2 separate regions of the Homo sapiens genome follow, and region 2 is linked to region 1. The links are chromatin contacts, found by Hi-C or POLR2A ChIA-PET in ENCODE. All regions are on one chromosome and are shown on one strand. The core of a region is the stretch at or near the end of the contact, and the rest is flanking DNA. Distances in the headings are between cores, read along the strand shown.

What was found. A loop is a pair of places that touch in the nucleus more often than their neighbours do. ChIA-PET counts read pairs that join two places held with the same protein, here RNA polymerase II (POLR2A). Pooled maps may share reads with other maps.
Region 2: a map of dorsolateral prefrontal cortex shows a loop between it and region 1 (3-fold over the local background). The contact joins the promoter of DLEU1-AS1 here to the enhancer-like site in region 1. A Hi-C loop is called at or near these places in 4 of 168 maps with a recorded cell type or tissue (dorsolateral prefrontal cortex, endothelial cell of umbilical vein and heart right ventricle) and 3 of 50 pooled maps. POLR2A ChIA-PET finds 5 or more read pairs at or near these places in 1 of 52 experiments (WTC11).

Annotation. Positions count from the first base shown.
Region 1 is chr13:50,676,573-50,680,375 of GRCh38, forward strand. No RefSeq gene overlaps it. Among named protein-coding and RNA genes, the nearest start is that of DLEU7-AS1, 130 kb to the right of the region's middle. Within about 2 kb of position 2,004, at least 5 of the 41 ENCODE cell types and tissues checked have a DNase peak (open chromatin) inside an H3K27ac peak, as active enhancers do; they include dorsolateral prefrontal cortex and endothelial cell of umbilical vein, where a contact is called at or near this core.
Region 2 is chr13:50,525,215-50,529,508 of GRCh38, forward strand. DLEU1-AS1 (DLEU1 antisense RNA 1) reads right to left here and starts at 2,235. Exons shown (of 3, transcript NR_125753.1): 1 at 2,065-2,235; 2 at 738-793. DLEU1 (deleted in lymphocytic leukemia 1) reads left to right here. Exons shown (of 7, transcript NR_109974.1): 6 at 2,652-2,850; 7 at 2,966-3,429. RefSeq lists enhancers at 3,618-4,294, 3,758-4,294.

The sequences.
Region 1 (3,803 bases), core at 754-3,253:
TCTTCCAGCCTTGAGATTCCTTAAAGGTGTGATATCCCCTTTGCCCACCTGCATGTGACCCAGGGCTCAGTGTCTATCACTGCAGATGGCAGATCTCTTCCTCTTTCACACATTGCCCTTTGAGGGAACAAACATTAACAATTCTCACCACAGTGTGAATGCTTCAAAATTTTTTCTTCTGTGACAGTGGCAGTGACTCAGGGGAACTTGGCTGAGCTTCAGCTCACTCCTATCTCAGTCAACTCTTACAGATTAGTTGATAGTCTCAGTAAAGCCAGTATAGTTACTTGCTCAGCAGGCTGGTTTCAGGACAAGTTCTCTAGCTCTTACAAAACAGATTTCTGATATCTCCGATGGAATGTTGATTCAGCAGGTCTGGGGTAGAGTTGTAAAAGTGCTCCCAAGTGATTCTCATAGTCATGTTTGAGAACACTTTCCTAAGCTTTTCCTCAACCAAATCCCTAAAGATCCACTGGGAAGAATTATTTTGGCCTTATTTTATCAAGCTCGAATCAACAGGCACTATGCCCCATAAGGATGGCTAAATTTTTTCAATTCTTTCTACACAATGTTCACCTGGGATTTGAAACTAATGTACATGTTTCACTGGATGGTCATTGTTTGTTTGTACATCCTCCTTCCCTCCTGTCCCAGCCCCTACAATGCTCTAGCTCTGCCAGGGCCAGAGCTATGTCTTTCTTCTCGGCATTTCCTGCATCCAGCACAAAACTAGGCATAAACCAAGTGTTCAATATTTGAGGAAAGCAGAAGCGAAGATGGGAAGGCAGGATATGCTTGTCCAAAGGATCATGTCAGTTTCAACAAAGATTGCTTGAGTCCTGTGCAAAAAATGCAAGGGACAGAGCGGGTTGGGAGTGGTTCTGTACTTGTGCATGTGAAATGGGGACTGAGTGTTACTAATTTGTTTCTATGTCTCTCCAAAATCGTAAGGCCTCCCAGTGCTAAGAGTGCAATTCACCACTCTTGACTGTCCTCAACCTCTTCAGCATGTATTTGAGTGTTTATACCGCTCCTCATAAAGATAGCTGCTGCTATCCTGACTGCAGATTTTTCTAAAGTCATTCACTTGCACTTTTATTTTAGTAAAAACCATGAGTACCTTGAGATGAATACATTATGGAGACAACTGTCATCACGACCACATGTGGTATTATTTACTCATGTCAGTTTGAATGATTAATGTGGAAAAATGGCTGGGCAGCTAATATGATTGAGGGCTGGATAGGACAATGTCTGTGTGATTTCAAACAATGCCCATACTGTGCGTGGCGAGTCGCAGAAACATGAATAGCTGGCACTACTCCCTCCTCTCTCTGCCGACTCCCTTTCTTGGCTGGATTCTCCCTCAAACTCCCCACCCCCAGAGACTCCAATTTTCCATCTACAGCCAAGGAGGAGAAAGCAGGGACCCTTTAAACTTTAGCAGCCTGGGGGTTATGTGTGGTGTCAGCCATCTGGCTGATGTCATTGGTGACTCCTCAGCCAGCCAGAGGGCAGAGGAGACTCACGAGGCCTTGAAAGAGAATCCAGGATTGTTGGCTGGTCTTTGCTTCCTTTAATGAGTGGCTACATAGACAATGTCATAAACCAAATGACGGTTTATTCTTCAGAGAAGCATCGTTGCAGTGGAAGAGTTTGGATGAGAACAAGGCGCTACAAATCAATCAGGGATTTGTTCTGTAGGCCTGTCAGGTCTATAAATAGCTAGACTCCTGCTTACCAAGTAGTGGATGGATGTACATCTCCAGGTAATAAGAATTTTCTGTGTTCTTTTTCTTGTGGCAAGCCTGAGAGACCACAGGATGAAAGCTTTTCTCAGCCTCCATTGTCACTGCTACCCCTGCGATTGTTAGTTGCCTCCCTTTGACTGAGATGTTGGGGTGGAGAGCTTGCTAGATCCATGCTAAATGCCTTGAATGTGTTGCCTCATTTAAACATCAAAGTTGATGAAAAAACTGAGGTTCAGGGGGTTGAAATAACCAGTTTGAGGTCACACTGTGGTGAGTGACCCAGTGGAACTGGAATCCAGGGCTGTCTGGCCCTAGAACCTGAGCTGGTCACACATCCGCCTTGTGTGTCATCAGCTTTAATCCCTTTCTTTTGGCTTTGTGGTGTGTGTGGGAGGAAGGGCTCACTGTTAAGAGAGGAAAGTAGAGGGAGTGACAGAGGACACCCCCCTTCAGGCTGCCTACTACAGAGTGACCCCCAGGCCCGGGGGTGGGAGGGATGGTGGGCAGGCAGGCTAACAAACGAAAGAGACAGTGAAAGAGACTGTGGCTTTTTCCTTCTGGGTTACAAATCATGGTGCCAATCTCAGCAATTTTGGTTGGGGAGGGTTCTTTTCCGTGACGTCACTTCAGCTTCGAGGCACAAGTTGGCTAGTGCATAAGATACAATGAGAGATTCAGCCAACATGGAAAACTGTGAATGTCTCCTAGAAGTGTTACTGCTTTGATCCTTGTGAAGAAGTTCCCTCACCTTTTAAGAGGGTCCTCATGCCAATGTGGGGCACTTGGGGCTCACATTTGGCCATGGCTATGCTGCCCTTGGGGTCCTTAGTCCTTGGTTCAGATGGCTGTCAGGCTTTTCCCGACTCCTATGGAATAACCCTGTGCACAACACTTGAGGACATGATGACAAGTTTTCTGCAGAGTGCTGACACCACCAGCCCCTTGTGTGTGGTCTGCGATATGGTGTCAGACAAGACCTGAAATCAGATTGAGCAGCTTGTTTTCTTACAACATGGAAAAGCTGTCTTTCACACCAGTAGACACCAAGAAACAAAAAGCAAGACTATGATCCTGTCTGAGAAATTTGTAAAAATGTTCAAGCAGGGGTGTTAAAGAAAACCAGAATGGAGTGACAATGTGGGATCTAAACATTTGACCTGTGACACTAACTTTTATTTTTTTCATTCCTATTATTTTGGAGTTGCTCATTTTTGAAATTCCTGTCTCCTTCCTGTTCTGATTTTTGATCCAGCATTAGTCATTTTGACCCATAATAATCTCACACCACATTGCATCAGTATTTTCCTATCTTTATTCTACTTTGGGGATGGGGCAGGAATCCATGTATACCTTATAAAAGAAAAATGATTTTGTAATTATTTCTTTTCACTAAAATGTTCTGGCTAGAACTACCTGATTTGACCTCCATTCTTTTTGATGTCACCTGACTTGAAGACAGCCCCAGGGACAGGCACCAGATAGTAAGGGATGGAGGCATAAATGGCCACTGGAACTCCACAGTACCAGTCAGAGCATCAATTGAGCCAGCATCCCAGGCTCTTTACTCTCGATAAAATTTTAGACGAAATGTTAACTAGTAATGTGACCACATCTATGAATGCCAGTGATCTATTTGGATTGGATAGTAGGACTTGTTTCAAACTGTGCTACAGCATCTTCTACCCATGATTTGAATGTGGTGTTTTTCAAAAAATGTCATTGCAGGAGACATTTAGAGTGCTAATAAAAATGCAGATTCCTGGTCCCTACTCTAAACCTACTCAATATGACCCTCTGCAGATGGGCCCAGGGATATGTATTTTTTTAAAAGCCCTGAAAGTGATTCTTGGGCATACTGAAGTAAAAAACTACTGGTTTAGACTTAAGGTGACTTAAGCAACACTTTTGTAGTTCTGCATAGTCAACATTAGTGATTAGGAAAGGTTCAGATGTCCTGAGAACTGGCATTCATCTACTCATTCATTTTGCAAATCTTTATTGAATACTTTCTGATATTCAGTCTTGAAAGGAGAAGACAAGTGTGTGTCTAGG
Region 2 (4,294 bases), core at 985-3,484, 150 kb before region 1:
ACGGGCTGGACTTAAAACCTGGCTTTATAGCTGGACGCGGTGGCTCAAGCCTGTTATCCCAGCACTTTGAGAGGCCAAGGTGGGTGGATCATGAGGTCAGGAGATTGAGACCATCCTGGCTAACATGGTGAAACCCCGTCTCTACTAAAAATACAAAAAATTAGCTGGGCGTGGTGGCGGGCACCTGTAGTTCCGCCTACTTGGGAGGGTGAGGCAGGAGAATGGCGTGAACCCGGGAGGCGGAGCTTGCAGTGAGCCGAGATCGCGCCACTGCACTCCAGCCTGGGCCACAGAGCGAGGCTCCATCTCAAAAACAAAAACAAAAACAAACAAACAAAAAACAAAACAAAAAAAACCCCTGGCTTTATAATCTCCTATCCCCTATCCCTATTCCCAAATCCTCCTGCAGTGAGAAATAACCTCTTGTAGCAGCCATTTCAGTGGGAGTCAAAACACTTCACAAAACCCTCTCCTTGTTCCTTGGAACAAGTCTCTATGAAGTGGTCCAAGCAGCCACCAGAAGTGGCTGGAGAGCACCCACATATGCTGCCCACGCTGTATTTTATGCCTGAATTTATTTGCCATGTAGACATCTTACTGTAGTGGTTGAGGATATTGGAACTACTTAGATGAAAGAACACCTAAGCCCCTGGTGGGCTTCTGTTAAACTGTGTAGGTCCATAGCACAGATAGGGGAGCAATGACAGTACTCTGTGAAGAGGAGAAGGTGTGCTTACAATGAACGGGGCCTTGGCGTCCACCTCTTCCCGATGGAGAGAAGTGTTGCTTTTTCCTAGAGAAAAGAAATGAACAAGACCTGTTGATAGTGAATGAGTTGGGTCCCCATGCTCCCCTTTCTCTGCCATGCCCTTCAGGTGGGATGCTGGCACAGGGAGGATTAGATGTTTGACCTACTTACTCATTCCAACTTATAGCTCACAAGGATGGAGCTTAGCTGGAGGCTGAATGCTGGAACCCCATCAGAGCATTTCAGAATAGCCTAGGCCATTTCCACAGGTCTGAATCTGTGACCTAGGGGCAGGCTCTTAGAACAACATATTCTCATATAATGTGACTGGCTGGCTGTAAGGTGTCCCTAAGAAAAGCTAACATCCTCTGCTCTAATCAGGCAGAAAGGAGTGAGAGGAGGAAGAGAGAGGAACCTGGAGAAAAAAAATGCAATAAAGGCCTGTAAAAGGAAAACTCACAAAGCCCTTCTCTGAAGAGCTTTTAAGATGGAGTTTACCAGCAAGGTACTAGCAGACACATACGAGCAGGTTAACATCCCTAAAATAAAGCAGGAGCCAGCAATAACAGGGTCGGGCAACAGAAAGCTACAGCTGGTAAGGAAGTCAGCAGCACCACACCATTAGATACAGCAATTACTTTAGATACAGGGTGGGGTCCCAGCTCTGCAGCACACACTCTCAGGCTGGAGAAACAGGCTGTGCTTCTGGGAAAGCATTCTCCATCCTGGGGTACAGATCCCTGGAGTCTTAAGAAGGCGTTGCAGAAAAATTAAGCATTATCTCGTCTGAGTCCCCTAGGCTGGGTTAGAAGTTGCTTGCCTGATTATTGCGTGCAGCTGGAATGGTCTTGGTACAGGGAGGGATCTGGGCTGAGGAGGATGGGCTGAGAGGGGAGAGGGGAGAGGGAAGAGGGGAGAAGGGGACCCGCACACATGCGCACTGTAGCAGAAGCTGCAACTTTGCCGGTTGCAGGGCTGTTGTGAGATAGGGTGCTTGCTACTGTGACTGGGGCCCCGCCTTGCAGATCTGCTTGTCATCACTTACCCTCTCTTGGTGGTTTGGGCATGCACTTCTTTGGGGGAACAAACAAAATTTTAAAAGTTCCTGAGTTTGACAGCAGCAGCCAATCACTTTCCTCCCTATTACCCTCCTCTCTTTTTTCTAAAGTAGTCAAATGCCAGCTTCTATTTCACTAGTTTCTATTTCTGTGAAAAACATTTCAGAACTGCTTTCCTCATCCTTCCCACTAAAAATCAAGCATCCCCCCCCCTCCCCGCCCTCCTGTTCTGTGCAGGAAGGGTTGGCCCACACTCACCTGATGTGTTCCCTCCTCAGTCGTGGCCAGCACCAGGTGGTTGCTGCCATCAGATGATGTTCTGCCCTGGCAAGCACATGTTTTTAAATGACTCTGCAGTACCCAGGCTTATAAAAACAAATGCACCCAGACGAAGTTCCAGCGCCCCGCGGGGATACACTGAAATTCTCTGGCCTTGCTGAGCTGGGCTTTGGCTTCGAGTCTCCTCTCAGGCAGACCTGGATACGTCTTCATTCATGTGCCTATTTTAGTCATTGCAAAATGCTTTATAATAATTCCAGACGTGAAATGTGCACAGGAGGACTCTAGTTTGGAGCACAGGCTTTGGGGTCAGAACCTCGGCTTGAATTTTGATGCAATGTATCTGTATAGGTAAGACTTTTTCACCTCTGTGCCACAGTTTTCCCATCTACAGCAGCAACACCTGTCTGTGTAGGGTTCTTGTCAGAATTGAATGAGATAAATGTGATGTATTTAGCACAGTTCCTGGTACATAGACAAACATTAGTTCAATAAAGTTTTTCTAGTATTATCATTTCCTTGTTTTTTCCAAAAAGTAGTTAATCTGAGCACACATCTGTTTATAGGAGGAGGTCTGATGGCCGGGAGGACAGGAAGAAGGAACCCACAATGAAGCAAAAGTTGCGTTTAACTCTGTCCTCACCATTCCTCTCCTGGACCTGTCCTAAACTGGAAGCTGGGGGAGGATGGAGTGCTGGAATGCTGCAGAAGTCTCATGGGAGGGCGCCTGGTGTTCACCACATGTGTACACTGTTGCACGACCAGGTTGGCACTTTGCATGTGGGAAACGATCAGAGAATGGTGGGGGATGCTTAAGAGGCATCACTGGAATCCTACGGTACCACAGACCAGAGCCTTCCCTTCCCTTCCTCTCCCACAGATGGAAATTTGAATGCTGGGGCTCAGTGGAACACCTGAAGGAAGCTGGTGAGGCAGATGTCCCGCTATGCCTTCCAAGTGTCATGCAACCAGTTCATGCCTGTCAGCATCTCTGCCGGTGGACTCTGTGAGTCAGCAAATCTACAGAGCAGAGAGCCACAAGTGGGGACAGATGTGGTCAAATGCCATTTAAATCAGTGATTCTCAACCCAGGAGTTGTCATGGCACTGGCCTTGAGTGAGCTGGACCAAGGGAAGTGGTAGAATTCCCCATGAAGGACCAAGTGAGCAGATAGAAGTTTCTCCATTTTAACTTTTTCTGAGTCAATTTAAAAAACACCTAGTGCCTTTTTCTGTACATAGTGCCTGTGGGTTTGAATTTAAGCCTACCCAAATGTGCTTTTATCCCACCTATTTTGAACCTTGCATGTCTCCGGGATAAGAATTAACATAAGCTATAAATATTCTTCCAGGACTAATTATTAACCGTGAATGTTGAGCGGCCTTGACAAATATAAAATGTTATATATAGGCCCAAGAGTAGATCAGAGAGTTATCTATCTACTTCAAGTTGAGACTCAGAGTTTTCATTAAACTCTGCAGTCTCACAGTATTTCCAATCATTTCAGGGCAGACGAAAGTTCCGTGGTATATCTTTTTAATGTGGCAGGCCTCGAGGGTGGATTGAGTTAGGCAATTTATCCCCTTTTATGCCCTATATTCACATGCAACACTCCAATGGGGTAACATAAAACCACAGACAGGTTTCTTTACACCGGTATTTAAGGGAACTAGGAAAGCAGCCCAAATCATGTGGAGAAAGCTGGGGAAAGAAGTATCAGAGGAGAAAGAGGACCTTAGCAGAAATGACAAAAGTGAAAAACCTTCCTAACTCCTTCAGACATGATGCTTAAAATTGTGTTTCTTTGGCAACTTATAATTTTCTGAAGCTGGTTCTCAGCCTCAGATCCTCCCCCAAGGTTTTTATGTTGTATTTTGACTCAGTAGGAGGGATCCAGTCCCAGACCTTCCGGCTCTCACCAGTACACCACAGGCTAACGCCATCCAGCAATCAGATGACAGGAGGAGGAGAGGTTCAAAGAGGACTACTGTATTTCTCAGAAGGGGCTGGCTCATCTACCCTCCACTGTATTACTCACACTGTAGATGCAGAAAACATGTCAAAGTATACTGGGGCTCTGCAATGCATGCACCCACACACATGTACACATACGCACAGACTTCCAAACTAAAAAGGAGAACAGAGCTCAAAAGGGGACAGTGTGCAACTGGTGCTCCATGTTGTAAGGACCTCCCCTCCTGCGGGCGCG